Linked DNA regions of Homo sapiens: region 2 is linked to region 1. Evidence: chromatin loops called from intact Hi-C (ENCODE). Cell type or tissue: heart left ventricle. All regions are shown on one strand. Links, peaks and the distances in the headings refer to the core of each region. The heading gives the core; the rest is flanking DNA. Region 1 overlaps SLC38A1 (solute carrier family 38 member 1). Region 2 overlaps SLC38A2 (solute carrier family 38 member 2).

Evidence for each region. Hi-C counts contacts between places; a loop is a spot of excess contacts. Peaks named below come from ENCODE experiments on the same cell type or tissue, not always from the same donor. Only the 100,000 strongest peaks of a DNase experiment are listed, where the experiment ranks them.
Region 2: a loop joins it to region 1, with 2.2 times the contacts of the local background. A loop is called at or near these places in 19 of 110 quality-filtered maps.

What each region holds. Positions count from the first base shown.
Region 1 is chr12:46,201,645-46,209,985 of GRCh38, reverse strand. It overlaps SLC38A1 (solute carrier family 38 member 1), which reads left to right. Exons shown (of 17, transcript NM_030674.4): 6 at 859-932; 7 at 2,365-2,457; 8 at 2,750-2,831; 9 at 3,824-3,906; 10 at 5,396-5,454; 11 at 5,569-5,685; 12 at 6,897-6,976. Among named protein-coding and RNA genes, the nearest start is that of SLC38A1, 63 kb to the left of the region's middle. RefSeq lists an enhancer at 1,983-2,072. In heart left ventricle, for the core only: a CTCF peak has its summit at 4,547; no DNase peak of the experiment used is centred there; H3K27ac peaks cover 990 bases.
Region 2 is chr12:46,360,265-46,368,605 of GRCh38, reverse strand. It overlaps SLC38A2 (solute carrier family 38 member 2), which reads left to right. Exons shown (of 16, transcript NM_018976.5): 5 at 1,266-1,339; 6 at 1,438-1,530; 7 at 1,661-1,742; 8 at 3,417-3,499; 9 at 3,904-3,962; 10 at 4,050-4,217; 11 at 4,603-4,682; 12 at 4,780-4,880; 13 at 5,461-5,585; 14 at 5,968-6,112; 15 at 6,225-6,322; 16 at 7,397-8,341. The coding sequence ends at 7,495. Among named protein-coding and RNA genes, the nearest start is that of SLC38A2, 8.3 kb to the left of the region's middle. In heart left ventricle, for the core only: no CTCF peak of the experiment used is centred there; no DNase peak of the experiment used is centred there; H3K4me3 peaks cover 3,557 bases; H3K27ac peaks cover 1,906 bases.

The DNA of each region.
Region 1 (8,341 bases), core at 80-8,079:
CACATCAGGAAGTGAGCGGTTTCATCTGGGGACTGGATTTTTTTTCTTCTTTTTTAATAAATAGGCTTTATTTTCAATTATCATGTCTGTTTTAACCAAATGTTTCAGAAATCATCTATATAATCTCCCACATCATTTTAACTGCACTTTTTCTTGAGAAGGGTGTGATAATGACCCAGATGTACTAAAACAAAAACATGAGTTCATCATTCAAAAAAGTCTTTTCATTATACTTGATTGTCAAATTTTCCCACTGGTTACCAAGTGGTGCTTATTCATCTAAGAGGAACCAGGTGCAAAAAAAGTGAATTACATTAGTAGCCCAATATATAGATTTTAAAATAGCCATGAAGTAATAGATGAAAAGAACCCTAGACATCATTTGGCTTGTATCTTTATATTATGGGCAAGGAATCCAGAGATGGGAATGTTAAGCAAGTTGCCCAAAGTCAGGTGGTCATTCTCCTAAGGTCACTGCCAGCCTTTCCCTCCGCCCCTCCCACCCCATTCTCACACTTTCTCACCCGGATGTAACAGAGAGTGCAACATAGACTACAAAAGCCTTCTTTCATAATGTTGTTTTAAAGTCATCTCAACCGAAATGCTCCCAGAGAGCTATTTGGGCTTCGAATTACATAAAGGATTTGAACTGTTACTCAGATTCTAATGAGCACTTCTTTATTTGGTAGGACATTTTTGTTGAGGATTTTAAAGCAGGGATGACTAATAGGTTCCAAAATTTGGATACTATTAACAAATAGTGTTAACCATACAAATAAACCTTTGCCCTTCTAAACTGTAATGCCAGAATATATTCTTTTCTAGATATTACAATAAGATTTATTTTCTTTGCTTTAGGGTACTTTTGACTTCAGTGACATTGCTGTCTATATATTCAATAAACCTCCTATTGATCTGTTCAAAAGAAACAGGTAAGCTGAGGACGTGTTTGATTTTGTTAAAACCAGGGTGAATTATTTTTATGGTAGCATTGTGGAACAATGATGTTCTCTCTGTACAGCAATTTGATTATTAAAAAGAAAGACTATTTTGACCTAGAGTGATTGGAAGACCTATAGTAGTATTTATCTAGAGAAACAGTTGCAGCAAAATATAAATTAAATTGTCATGGACAATGAGAAAATAATGTTGTCACTTAAAGTGAACCCTCAATTATACCTGTTTTTCTGGTTTAAAATGACTTCATTTTAAAAGCTTGTTTTTCCTTAGGTCTTTATAAATCCAGAACAAAGATCCCATGTTTTTATATTATAACTTCCAAGGTTTTAAAAGTAAACAGACCTGTCATTCTCTTGTGCATATTCCAAGGAGAAAGTGTTACTCCTGAGGCAATGTGGGAGTGAGCAAGCTATGAAGAGACTTCAAGTACTCTGGGCAGTGTAATACCTGAAGTGTTTATTTTCTATTTCTGGGACACTGGATTATGTTTGTAATTCTTTGACTTTTACATTAACTAAAACCACATTGGTCAACTATTATTGTATATACATGACTCCATTTAACTGGAACATTTTATAATAAATTGAGGAGCTAACCATTGTCTAGTTTAAACACCAGTCTTATGAGAGATTAAACAAAGGTTTAATTATAGCCTGTCCCATATTGCTCTCCGTGAACCTTTTGAAAACATGAACTGAACAGTTATAAAGAAATATAAACACTTTTTAAAAAGTGAATGCTTTAGAGTTTCAGTATTTATTGAGATGAGCTAGTCGAACACTTTCAAATTTTGCTACAGACAAATTATGCTTTTGACAGATTAGTCTTCTGCTCTCTTTTGTGAGTTGCATGTATTTGAACTACATTTTATGAATAATTAGGTTTTGTATGTCGTGGCTATTAAAATGTTTCTAAGCTTGTTATTACATTTAGAACGTGGAGGCATTGATGGGATGTTATTAAGATAATTCCTTGTTTGCCTAATCAGTTCAGGTCATTAATTCAAAAGGAATCTTTTTGTTTCAACTATTAGGATCTTTTTAAATCAAATATGTATTTTAATGGTGTACACCAGACCTGAAGAAAAAGATCACAGAAGGAATTTCCCCTTTGTAAGATAGAGGTAGTTAAAAATAAGCCTTATGACCTAATAGGTTAATTGTAATGCTCTGGTAGCCAACTTGAAAAAGGAGAAATGATGGTTGCATCTCACATTTTAAAATGTTAAGAATTTGTTTTGTAATGAGGATACCTTAACCCCTGAAGGCCAAAATGACTATTTGTGTGAGTTTGAGAAAGGCACATAGTAACTTGGGGAACAGTCAATAGAATGACAAAATCTTGACTATTTTAACTTTCTGAACCCTGTCATTTCTTGTGTTCTCAAATTTGATTTTTAAATAGGCTGCATGGTGTATGAAAAGCTGGGGGAACAAGTCTTTGGCACCACAGGGAAGTTCGTAATCTTTGGAGCCACCTCTCTACAGAACACTGGAGGTAAAAAGAACATGCTTTTCTTTACATAACTTGAAACTAATTCTGGTGGATGAGCGGCCACATGAATTTTAACATAATTCAAGCAGTTATCATCCTCATTGCTAAAATGGCACAGGGAAAGTAAAGCAGAGACAGCAGTCACTTATTTAAAGCCACAAATCCTGCTAGAGTAGCTGAAGTTGCCTTTGTGTCTTACTGACAGTTGGTCTAAGAACGGGCTGATAACTTTTTATGTAGCTTGCAACATAAGCCTTCGTATCTTCTTTCTAAAAATGTTCTCATTTTCCTTCAGCAATGCTGAGCTACCTCTTCATCGTAAAAAATGAACTACCCTCTGCCATAAAGTTTCTAATGGGAAAGGAAGAGACATTTTCGTAAGTTATAGACCATTTTTTTATGATATAACTAAAATGTTTTTAATTTAAATATGGGCCAATCAAAATTCTTGCTTGTGAATATTGCAGAAAGTTTTTCCTAGGCTGCGTTTTGTTTGTTTGTTGTTTCAACAATAAATTTCTTTGGGGCTATATAAAGGAAAAAAGCAGGAGAGCCATTTGCATATGCACATTTGAAAAGTAGATTTGTCTGTCATGCTATGAGCGGTAGATACTGCATTTTCCCCAGAGCCTGAAATCTATATCTAGTTTCTGTGAAATAGAACAGATATGCAGTATTTTTAACACAAAAGTGGAACGTGCAACAAAAATTAAGACCCTAGCCTCTTACTTAAAGAAGGGACATAGCATTTTGGGGGCGAAATTTACATGAGCCAACCTCATTAAAGATGTAGATAACCCTGGAAAATGTTGCAGCTACATTTGGCACAATTGTGTTTTGACTCCCTCTTGTTTAACAGTTCTTGTCAGTCTTAGTTTCTCTGTTTTCTTTCAAGGGAGAATCGTAGAAGCCAGAGTCTCTAGTGTTCTCAGGATTCAAGGTCAAATCCAAGGGATCAGGGAGAGAGAAATGTCTACCTGTAGTGACTTGTTTCTCACTGATACTAGCCCAGCAAAACAAAAAGGAGCTTTCTCTTTAAATAATTGATAGGACAAGTTGTAATCTGACAGAATGAAATGTGTGCATTCAGCTTTGAAACCATGTAAATAATTCAAAAGAATGCCACATTTAGCCAATGGGAAAAAAAAAAACCAATATTCCCTCTTCCATTACAGGGGAGTGAAGCTGTAGTATATAAGTAGGGGCTGGGTTAAAGTGTTTGGATAAGACCTGAATAATGATTTTAAAAATTAATGCATATAGTAAAAATTAATAAAAATATATATCATGATATCATGAAATTTTACATTGGAGGGGAAAAAAGTCACTTTCTAAAAAAATATAACCTAATCACTTAAATGCCTTTCAGAGCCTGGTACGTGGATGGCCGCGTTCTGGTGGTGATAGTTACCTTTGGCATAATTCTCCCTCTGTGTCTCTTGAAGAACTTAGGTAAGGACAGATTTTGCTTTTATCATATTCTGCAGTGCCCAAGTGAATCAGAAACTGAATAAAAATGGACAGTGTTGCCCTCTGCTTCCCCTCTGCATGCACTCAAAGATTAAGTACATGATAAATTGCAAGTATTAATCGGTCCCAACTTTAATATGGGATAAAAATAACAGTCAGTATGTGACCTCCTAAACAATCCCTCTACTGAGCTGTGGAGGGGAGAAGGGAGGTCCTGGGGCCAGGACAGACAGGGCTATTTTCAGTAGTACAACTTATATGCTACTCTAAGAAAAGTCCAGAAAATGCAATTCTCTTCATACGAAGTCTTAAATACCCTCATTATTTAGATAAATACATTTTCAAATCTAATATGGAGACAGAAAGCTGCCTAGATTTATACCCACAAGTATTATAAATTTAGAGAGTCTGACCAGCCTCAATTATTTCTCTTCGAAGTGGGAGAGAGAAATCAAAAGTCAGAAATGGCGGATAATCTCCAAGTCATATCCATTTGGCTTTGATCTACTACTTGTTTTTATGCTTGTATTTGGAGACAAGGATGCCTGATGTTAAGGGAATTTCATACATTGAATAATGTGACCAGACTGCCATCTAGTCAAAAACCTATAAAATGTATTTACTTTAATTCTGGGCTAATTCAAACAGAAGTTTGGATAAAAGCTCTCCAAACAATAATTATGAGCCTTAGTTTTTTGTTTTGTTTTGGATACAAAACAAAACAGCTCTGTAGTTGTTCTGTGAGGTTTATAAATAGATTTTTTTAACTACTTAATTTTCTGGTTTCTGCCTCTGTGTTTTCTGTACCTATAGAGGTAGCTCTTTTCAGTTAAGTAGAGAAAAGCTCTTCCCCTGGGTTGAAAATAATGCAGTCCCGAGAGGCTACTTAACTCTACCTTTCTGGAGGTCATGGTAGCAATTGGAGATCTCCCAGGCATTCTAAGGGGAGCTACTAAAGAGCCCCAGATACTCAATTTACCACTAGAAATTCGCTTCATCTACTCTCTGTCATCTGGGGAGAAAAGTATTATAACTGACATTCAGTATGCACACAATAAGTGCATAATAAAGAGCTATTGAGGGGATCAAGGAGTAAATGGGTTTGCCCATAGGACTCCATCAGGGTCCACCAACACAGACTTACAGCAAAAATTGGAAGGCTCTTTTCTGCTGGATTCTGGGAATCTGTGTTCTCTAGTGTGCCAGGGAGAGTTGGAATCAAAACACGTAATATAATGTTTCTATTCAGAGCCCCATTTTTTTGCCAAATAAAGTAGCACTGTCAAATAATAAATCTTGTATTCACTTGGGCATGTATGTTTATTATTGGATCTCTAAAATATGCTTCAAATAATGCACTGAAATAAGTGAGGTGATGAATTTTGAAATAATAACAGTTTATGATGGGTAGCTCCAAAATTTTTAAAAATGGAAAAAAATGAAATAATTTATTTTTTACTTTTTTTTAAAGGGTATCTTGGCTATACTAGTGGATTTTCCTTGAGCTGTATGGTTTTTTTCCTAATTGTGGTAAGTGCTGATTGCAATGGTTGGTTTGGTTTTGTGATAGTACAATGGCATGTAATAATTATTCATTGGCTTTACTAAAGTCCATATTGCTTCTACTATACTTCTTAATACCAGGTTATTTACAAGAAATTTCAAATTCCCTGCATTGTTCCAGAGCTAAATTCAACAATAAGTGCTAATTCAACAAATGCTGACACGTGTACGCCAAAATATGTTACCTTCAATTCAAAGGTAAGTTTCCTGATCCTTTGCAGATGAAACAAGCATTTTTATTAAGGACATTCTATTTCTCATGCTTGTAATTGCACTGGTTTGAATGTATTAGTTCTCAAAAGAACACATGATACCATTGCTTCCAGATTACACATCTATGTAGAGATCCTTGAGAAATATACAAATATTATATTTTACACTCTCTCTTACCATTAAGCATTCTCTGTGAAAATCCCATTCTGGATAATTGTCTCAGCTTTTTCTGTGTAGAGTGCTAGGTGATACTTCAAAAACAGACTAACAACATCCTTAGCTCCCTTCTTCTGGCGATGACAGAAAGGAATACTGCAGACTTCCTCAGGTTGCACAGTTGAAATATAGATGCCACCACAAACTGGCACTTAAAAAACTCTCATACTATTAAAATATTGTTGATACAATGGGAAACAGAGGATTATGGAGTCAGTCAGGCTTGGATTTGAATCCTCAGGCAAGTCACCCAACCCCTTGAGTAAAAATAAGTATTCTATTCTGTATCTTACAAGGTTTTGTTAGAATGTGCCTGGCATAGTGCATCAGCAGAGTTAGGGCATAAGATAGGTTAGTTTTCACTTCTTTTTGCATAGGAAGTTAGATTGAGTGTGAGAGTTTCAAAGAGCCTTATCTAAGAAAACTAAATAGATCGCGATCTTTCTCCTTCTCTCTGATTGTAAGGATATAGCCAAAGTAGTGCAATATGGAACAGATTTTCTTTTCAGAGGGTATCTTTTAAGTCCGATTCCATGCACCTGATGTAGAGCGAAGAGCAGTAAACTAGAGGTGGGAGTGCTGGGCCAGTCGCCTGACCTGTTGGAGGGAGCCAGGAGAACAGCCACAGTCTGCCTACTGCTTGGGATTGCTGTGGGGACCCAGCGAGCTATCCTAGGAAGAGTGCCATGTAACTGGCTCATGCTGTATAAACAGGGGGTGTTGTATACCTGGAGTATATAAAATACACCATAGGTGAGCCAAATCCGAAGTCCCTCTGTGACAAGTGGCTAATGGCTCGAGCTAGACAAGCTGTCTTAGAAAAGCTGCTTCTACTTTAGAGATCAAAACCTCCCTAATAACCGAATAATCCAGGGATTCTGAAGAGCTGTCAGATAAAAAGACAGCTCAGAAATACTGGAGCTATGTCCTTTTTATGGTAAAAGTGTTTTTCCTAATGTCTATTCTTTTCTCTCAAATAGACCGTGTATGCTTTACCCACCATTGCATTTGCATTTGTTTGCCACCCGTCAGTCCTGCCAATTTACAGTGAGCTTAAAGAGTAAGAAATTTGTTTAATTTTTTATCTTAATCGTTTTACATCCCCTCATTAATAGGCAAGTATGCAATTAAAATAAACGGACTTGTCTAATGAACGTCAGCGGATTCATCACCCAGCTTCAACATTTACTCACATTGTGCCATTCTTAAACAAGCATTGTATTTTAAGAAACAAGAAAGCAAGAAAAATCAGAAACTTGCAGTATTTTGGGGGGCCATAAACATAAAAAGTAGCCAACCATGTGGGCTTTTTCATTAATTTGGTTTTTCAAATATTGTATCACCGAGGAAAGTTTAAGTATTTGTGTTGCTTTCCATTACGTATGCGTATTTTGCAAGTGGGTGATAATCTTCAGATTTATCTGTAAACTGCTAAATACATCGTCTCTGATTTGCCTGTGGGTTTGGGTGAAAAGGCTAGTAAATCAGACAATAAGAAATCAATATTAAGACCACAAACTAGGAAAAGAGAATATTGCTGTTCATTTTTAACTATTAAGAAAATTCTATGGATTTATTGATTTATTTTTGATTGCTGGTTTTGAGAAAATTAAGGCCTGCTTATAAACTTCTTCATGTCTCTTTTTAGCCTATGGTTATCAAACATAAACAAAAATAGTCACAATAGCGTATCTTAAAAACTTAGAAAAGATCGACAATATCAGTATTTATTTCCAGTTTGAAACAAAGTTGATGTCATTTAGCATTGAATCCACTCATATATCTTTGGCGTCTTTTAATAGTTCAGCTTTTAGTTTTAGTTTTTAATTTTCTCAAGCGTATACTTCTCAATTTTTCTTTATTTATTTTTTTTTTTTTGAGACAGAGTCTCCCTCTGTCACCCAGGCTGTAGTGCTATGGTGTGATCTCAGCTCACTGCAGTCTCAACTTCCCAGGGTCAAGCAATCCTCCCACCTCAGCCTCTCAGGTAGCTGGAACTACAGGCACATGCCCCATGCCCAGCTAACTTTTGTATTTTCTGTAGACACAGAGTTTCACCATGTTGCCCAGGCTGGTCTTGAACTCCTGAGCTCAGGTGATCTGCCTGCCTCAGCCTCCCAAAGTGCTGGGATTATAGGCGTGAGCCACCGCGCGGGGCCTACTTCTCCGTTTTTCTTGTTTTCCATACTTCTATGGCATCCTAGATTCCTTGACATAACCAAATGTTATGACTATCTGTGGTCTGTTATTTATTGAATACAAGTGTTGCAGATTAATTGTTTGGGCAGTTAAAGAAACTTAGAGGGTCATCCCAACCCCAGAGTGAACTTGACCTGAGAGATGGAGCCCTTCATCATTCCAGCTGTGATCTCTTGGGCACTTGCTGCGCTGGAGACCTACAGACTTCCAGGTGCATCCCTGAGGC
Region 2 (8,341 bases), core at 342-8,341, 160 kb before region 1:
GAATTAAAAAACATGTAACTCTTCTCCTTTGCAAGGTTTTCTATGAGTTTCCCTGTTTTGTTATTTAATTTCTTTAAAAAATTAGTCTGTATCTCTGGGCTCTCCTAGGTGGAAGGAAAGTAAAGCTGGAATGAGGGAGAACCCTTACCCTAAAGGAAAATTAGGTGACATTAGGGTCCCTTTAGTCACTCTATGTTACCTTATTTATTTATTTTTTTTCTGTTGCTCAATCCAAGTGAAAGGGTCAAGGGAGGAAAGGCTTAGAGACAGTCAAGCTGATAGCCTACTTGTTCTAGCACAGACATTGTTTAACTGTGACAATAGTGGGCCTGTATTCCTTGCCATGGGGTGCAATGTAGTATGTCATCACAATGGTTAGTTCTCTGATTTGTGCCCAGTTGTTAGTAAAGCTTGTAGTGCCTCTTAAAATGTTAGTATCATGTTAGTGTCATTTCCCCCTTACCATTCTTTTCCTTTTCTTTCTTTTTTTTTTAAAAAGACAGTATTTCATTTTGTCCTCCAGGCTGAGTGCAGTGGCAAACTGCTGGGCTCAAGTGATACCCCCACCTCAGCCTGAGTAGCTGAGACTATAGGTGTACACCACCACAGCTGGCTTTTTGTTTTTCCTTCGGTAGAGATGTGGCTTCCCTATGTTATGTTGTCCAAGCTGATCTCGAACTCCTGGCCTCAAGCAGTCATCCTGCCCCAGCCTCCTAGAGTGCTGGGATTACAGGCATGAGCCACTGCACCTGGCCTGTCATTCCTGTTTTTGTGTATACGGTCCATGTGGTCTTAAAACCTTTCCTGAACGTGTCTCAGTTGAATTTCCCAAGAACCTTGTGGGCTGGGTTTAGTGGCGGATATTACTAATATTTTACAGATAAGGGGAACTACTGAAATGCAGAAAGGTGGCAAGCATACAGCTCATTATTGTGGTGCCAGAATCAAAATACAAGTTTCAAACTCCATCACTGGGAAGTTGAGCTTTCCAGTGTCTCATGCTATGTTTGGCTCAGTGGGTAGACATCCTTGTTCCTAACCAATGCTGTAGAACTATCACCTGAGAAATGATGCAAGTTTTTACTGCCAGCCAAGAGACAGTGTTGCCATTCCAGTTAGTAGGAGAGGAAATGCCAGTTCTTCAGGGCATTTTGACACAAATAGGACAAGTTGCACACATAATGTTATTTAAACATCCAGAAAGAGTTGTCTTTAAATATAGCCATGCTTATTTATAACCCTATGCCTTTTCCTTCTCTCACCAGAATTCTCTTGACATTTGTGTCAATATTTTCCCTGTATTCTGTTCATCTCCTTTTGAAGACTGCCAATGAAGGAGGTATGATAGCATTCTTGATTTTTCTAAAACAATGTATACCTATCATTTTATTTCTCTTTTAAAATCCTTGGCTTCATGCTTCTGTCTTCAAATTGTAGGGTCTTTATTATATGAACAATTGGGATATAAGGCATTTGGATTAGTTGGAAAGCTTGCAGCATCTGGATCAATTACAATGCAGAACATTGGAGGTAAGAATTTTTCAAAAGATTATTTGGGTAGACTTTATGCTCATTGTGGAGCACAGAATGGTGACACATGCGTTTTAGTGTCACGTGCCGCGTTTTGCACTTGTAATGGTATAATTTTGTTTTCCTCCAGCTATGTCAAGCTACCTCTTCATAGTGAAATATGAGTTGCCTTTGGTGATCCAGGCATTAACGAACATTGAAGATAAAACTGGGTAGGTGCTAAGTAAGGTTACTCATAAGAAACAATTATAGTCAAAAGTGGTTAGATACATTTTTATCAAAGTTGTATACAAAATGATTAGTTAATTATCCATAAATGTTCCTTTTGAAACTGACCAAGAAGGCCCCCCATCCCCGTAAACTGATTCGAACTTTGGAGAAGGAAAGGCCGAAAGATAGTAGCTAGCCCTACAATTTTGGATATCTTAATTTCTAAAACAGGTTTTCTAGAACTTGCTTTCTGTCTTTATGTTCATACTTAAAGAAGTTATAGGTGTTTTTAATATATATCCTAAGTGAGGACTGAAGCTTTGAATTACATTAAAAATTAATCCGTCTTATTTTTGTAAGTTTGGAATTCTTAAGACTTAATCTGTTCAATGCAAAATACAGGCTGGACATCCCTAATCTGAAATCCAAAACTTTTTGAGTGCCAACATGACACTACAAGTGGAAAATCCACACCTGATCTCGTGACAGGTGTGCAAAATTAATTAAAATACTGTATAAAATCACCTTTAGGCTATGGGTTTAAGAAGGTGTATAGGAAACATAAGTGAATTTTGTGTTTAGACTTCAGTGCCATCTCCAAGATACTTCAAATATGTATGTGCAGGTACTCCAAAGTCCAAAACACTTCGGTCCCAAGCATTTTGAATAAGGGATACTCAACATGTGCCAGAAAATGTTTGGGCATGCTATAGAAACCATTTTCTTCTAGCAAAGTTACTCATCCCAGTGAACTCACAGGTATTTATCTAAAGTAAACATGGGGAAGGATAATTTACTTCCCACCCTATGTGCAGCTCATTACGTCAAAATAGAGAAGTGCTGTTATCTCAGATGTGGCTTTAGAAATTTAATTTTTTAAGCTGATCTTTAAGTGTTGGTGTTCTGCAGAGTGCTTACTGCTGAAGTGAACAGAATTCATGAGGCAATTAGAATTTGAAAATAGTGATTTAGAAGACAGTGCAATTCATGATTTACCTAAAAAGAAAAAGGCTTAGAGGATATACATAATGTTTTCTAAAGTTCAAAAGGGATATTTTTGGCTGTCTTTGGAGTTAAAGGTGGGTCAAGATGTCACAACATACTCTGATAACCTGGAATAAGTCCTGGTTTGGGGGACTGAGTTTTATAATTTTTTTTATGGGGGGGGCAGTTTGCCTGTGCATTTTATGAAAACGTTTCCTCATTGAAATATTTAATAATATTTGCTAACGCATCTGGAAAAAAACTTGTTTTAAAATTTTTTAGTTTCCAGCATTAGAAATTACATGCTAAAGCTGTACCAAAGTTGGTGTACAATTTTTCTGAAAGTGCTTAAAGATAAGATTACTGGCTTAACAAACAAGCTTTGTTCCCTGCATTAGTATCAAGTCTTTGAGAAGCATTTTGTGTTATGAATCAGCTGGCAGCCTTCCCAGAGCAAGTAGTGGGACAAAAGTTACACTGTTTTATACCCGACTTCTAACCTGAGTAAATGTTCATCTAGCACACAAAATTAAAAAGTTATTCCTATCTTGAACAGGGGAAACTTTTTCCAAACATGTCTTTTTTGTGTGTTTGTTTTCATGGTATTCCTATGAAATGAGTCCTGTTAGAAGATGTGTATATTTTTCAGAGGATATTTGTGACTGTTTTGACCTTGTTTCTGTTTTCTTTAGATTGTGGTATCTGAACGGGAACTATTTGGTTCTGTTGGTGTCATTGGTGGTCATTCTTCCTTTGTCGCTGTTTAGAAATTTAGGTGAGCAAACTCATCTCTAAAGAGAATTGAAATGAGCCTCTCACCAGTTAGTTGGGCTTTCTCTGAATAGAAATTAATCAGAATGAAAAAGCCCTAGAAAGTAGAAAGGTATATCTTTGGGACTTACAGCATGCAAAATTTAGGAGCCAAAATATTTAATTGACACTATATGTTGTGCTTTGTAAGAAATAATGCAAATGATAGTTTTTATTAGCTTGGGTTATGACAAGTATATTTAAATAAATCTATAATTTAGTATCATAAGAATTAGAAATTTAGTGCTATACACATACTTTAGTGCCTAAAGTCTTCCCAGCAGAATTGAGTTATTCAGTGGGAAAAAGATATTTGCCTTAAATCTGTTTCATTAAACTAATACTGATTCCTGCCACCCCTCCTTATAGGATATTTGGGATATACCAGTGGCCTTTCCTTGTTGTGTATGGTGTTCTTTCTGATTGTGGTGGGTATGATTTTTTTTTTAGAAAAAATTTTTTATAAGCCCTGCCATGTCACTTAGTTTAACACATGCAAAATAATATATTTTTAGGTCATTTGCAAGAAATTTCAGGTTCCGTGTCCTGTGGAAGCTGCTTTGATAATTAACGAAACAATAAACACCACCTTAACACAGCCAACAGCTCTTGTACCTGCTTTGTCACATAACGTGACTGAAAATGACTCTTGCAGACCTCACTATTTTATTTTCAACTCACAGGTAACTAAATATGCTTATTTTCTCAAAAGAAGAGTTTAGGGAAGAAAAGAGGGAAGCTATTCACTCCCAGGGTAAAGGGAGGAGGATAATAGGTGCTTTATAGAAAACATGTGATTAGCTAATTATTGAGGACTGTGAAGAAAGTTTTGGTTTACATCTGAAAATAGATTGAGAATTGAGATAATCATATGGTGCTAATAATTGACACATTCAGAAGTGAGGATATTGATCATACTTCATGAACAGATTAGAAGAATGGAAGCTAATTACACAAAGGAAACTTAGGCTTTGATTCTAAGATTGTTTACATAAAATATATGCTGCGGAAATGTGACAGCATGAGTTCGTTACATCAGATTAAGTAGATTTTTACGTTTTCTTTCAGACTGTCTATGCTGTGCCAATTCTGATCTTTTCATTTGTCTGTCATCCTGCTGTTCTTCCCATCTATGAAGAACTGAAAGAGTGAGTATTTCATTTTTACATAAATTTGAGAAAATATTAGACAATTGCTGTAACTGCTGCTGAAATATATATTTGAATTTTCTCTTGAATTACATAGCCGCAGCCGTAGAAGAATGATGAATGTGTCCAAGATTTCATTTTTTGCTATGTTTCTCATGTATCTGCTTGCCGCCCTCTTTGGATACCTAACATTTTACGGTAAGTAACGCCTCCTTTACCAAAACAAAAACAAAAACAAAAAAAAACGCTTATTGAAATGAAGCTGCTAGTTTTCTATGTGTAGTTCCATCACTTTAAAAATAGTCTGTTTTAATATATTTCATATTTGTGATGAGAAATTAAATTTAGAGCTTAGAATTTTCTGTAGTGTATTTAATCAGTAATTTCTAGAATCCAGGTTTGAAAATATCATTAATCATTTGATGGCATATTTGTATGATATGCCAGCCTCTGAGTTCATATTGCCTGTCTCCTCTCCCATCACCTTCAGACTATGTAACACAAACACAAATTGCAAGCCAAGCCAGGAGATTTAGCTGCTTAACTCCTGTTGTTTTTAATGGGAGTCATGTGGCTAAATCTCTGTGGTATTTAGAAAAATTTTCCTTCAATGTTACTTTAATTGCATTAACTATAATTCCAAACAAATCTTATTAGCCTCTTAGTTTATAGTCGTTTTGTGAGTAGCTAAATAACTGGTGCACATTTTGCTGTTAAATTTTCTACTTGGTGTCCAATGAAAACAGCCAATCAAAGTTTTTTTGGTCTTTCCCTGTAGAACATGTTGAGTCAGAATTGCTTCATACCTACTCTTCTATCTTGGGAACTGATATTCTTCTTCTCATTGTCCGTCTGGCTGTGTTAATGGCTGTGACCCTGACAGTACCAGTAGTTATTTTCCCAGTAAGTAATCACTTGCTCTGCTTTCAGTAGGAAGGAGTTTTTAGACATGTGAATATTGGTGAGATTTTCATCTTCTGGAAGAAGGGAAACACCAGTAGAACAATACTAAGTTGGTGGTGGTTTTGAAGGGGCTTTTTAAAAATACAGTGTATATTTTCAAAATACCCTGGGGACATTTTTTTCACCATAAGATATAAAATGATCTTTAAGTGTTCAGATGTTCAGGAAACAGCAGAGAAAGAGGCACAGTTTTATTTAGAAATAGTTACTATTTTGGATAGATTCCTTGTTACTTGGGCATTCTTTTCATTCATTGAAGCTGGATTTTTAAATTTTATATTGCTGCTATTTTTAAAATACATTTTATTTATTTTTTTTGCAGATCCGGAGTTCTGTAACTCACTTGTTGTGTGCATCAAAAGATTTCAGTTGGTGGCGTCATAGTCTCATTACAGTGTCTATCTTGGCATTTACCAATTTACTTGTCATCTTTGTCCCAACTATTAGGGATATCTTTGGTTTTATTGGTAAGTTTTAGAAAGTATCCAAGTGGATTCAAACATCAGGGATTTTAAGATTTAAAGAATGAATGACGAGTGGTTCATTGAATCCTCAAGAAACATAAATGTTGTTTTACAGGTGCATCTGCAGCTTCTATGTTGATTTTTATTCTTCCTTCTGCCTTCTATATCAAGTTGGTGAAGAAAGAACCTATGAAATCTGTACAAAAGATTGGGGTGAGTGAAAGATTATAACCATAGAAACAGTAATAATATCATAAATTTCCCCAACTGATTTTAATTTTATTCTCATAGCTGTTATTTGTTATGGTTTCACTTTTAAGTTTCCAGCAAACATTTCTGTAATGGTATACTTCACAGATGGAAGATTGCAGAGGGAAGGGGAAAGATAGTTTGCCATCTAATGAACACTTAAATTAATTGCAATAAAGTTATTAGATACTTTGGAGATAGGAATAGGGATGAAGACTAGATGAGATACTCAGCTTTCAACATTTGTTCAACCAGTTTTCACTGGACTGCCTACTGTGTGACAGGCACTTAAATGGGCATTGAATATATAAAAGAGAAGGAAGGGCTGTTTAGTTGAATGAGACTGACCATCTTCAGAGCGAAGCTCTCAGGGAGGCCGTCTCTTCATGGTGTTTACTATTATGTATCTACTCTAAAGTGTAGTACCAGTTGGTGACAGAGAATGATGTGCTAACCACAAATGATGTGGTTCCTAGAACCAGAATCCTGGTGGTGATATTTAGGAAAAAGACTGCTTTTTAGTCATTATTTTCTCCTTCATTCTGCTCTGATTAAAGTACTAGAATTGTTTATAAACCAACAACTGTCATCTTGTTTTACTCTAAATTACATAGTGGCAGTATTGAAGGGTAGGATTTAGGAATTAGTATTTCCTGGAAAGACCTCTGGCTTTGACTTTTGCTGCATTTTAGGATGATTTGGGTTTGATTTTGTGACTTGACTTTCATTCTAAAAAATTGCAAAAAAAAATCCAGTCCAGTTCTATATGAAGCAGTTTGTTTAGCAAGAAAATTCCCTGTCACTTGAGACAAAGGAATGAAAAAGTGAAAAAGTTCAGAAGGCCTCAAAGGTAGTTATTGTGTACTGCAGATAACATACTGATCACTTAGGAGTTTATATTTAGCAAGTTAAATATTCTTTCTATAGATTATATAGTGGATAGATTTTAGTAATTAAAGCACATTTCAAAAAATAGAAGAAATGTTTAGCATATATGTTTTATTACTTGCTGATCAATTTTCTCTATGCTCTTTGCAGGCTTTGTTCTTCCTGTTAAGTGGTGTACTGGTGATGACCGGAAGCATGGCCTTGATTGTTTTGGATTGGGTACACAATGCACCTGGAGGTGGCCATTAATTGGCACCACTCAAACTCAAACTCAGTCCATCTGATGCCAGTGTTGAGTAAACTCAACTACTATGAAATTTCACCTAATGTTTTCAGTTTCACTTCCTTTTGAAGTGCAGATTCCTCGCTGGTTCTTCTGAGTGCAGAATAAGTGAACTTTTTTGTTTTGTTTTGTTTTTTTAAGAAACTTATCTGTATGTTAGAAATGGATATGAACAACAAAACCACGAGTCTCGGGTTAAGGGAAGTGACAATTTTATTCCATTCCAGAGAATGGACAAACTCTTAACTTTTATCAAGCCACATGCTTGGCTGTGTCATTGTTTAACTTGGATATTTTATGATTTTACTTGAATGTGCCTAATGGAACCATTTGATGTGAGAAACAATTCTTTTTAATTTACAGCAAAATATTGAATAACCATTGACAAAAACACTATTATTTTTTGTACCAAAAATACTTAAAGACCTCAGAAGCACTCTTTTACTTTTAAGAAATTGCTTTTTTGAACTTTATTCAGAAGCAGTTATCAATAAATTCCATAAAATAATGTCATTGGTATTTAAAAATGAATATTAATATAATGAAATGGTTTGCCTTTTTGTAGGCATAATAAGCCAAATACTTTTTTACCCAAAATAATTTTTAGAGAAAATGATGTAATGAAAAATTGTACCATGAATTAGGAGCATAGTTTTTTCCATTTAAACGTCACCATTACTTAAAAGATGATTGATTATTGCTATACCAAATCAGATGAACTCTGTTCATCACTTTTCTTCTCTGTCCCCAAACAATTTGGTTCATTCAGACTGAAATGTTTGTGTCTTCAACTTATTAGAATGGAAGATAAT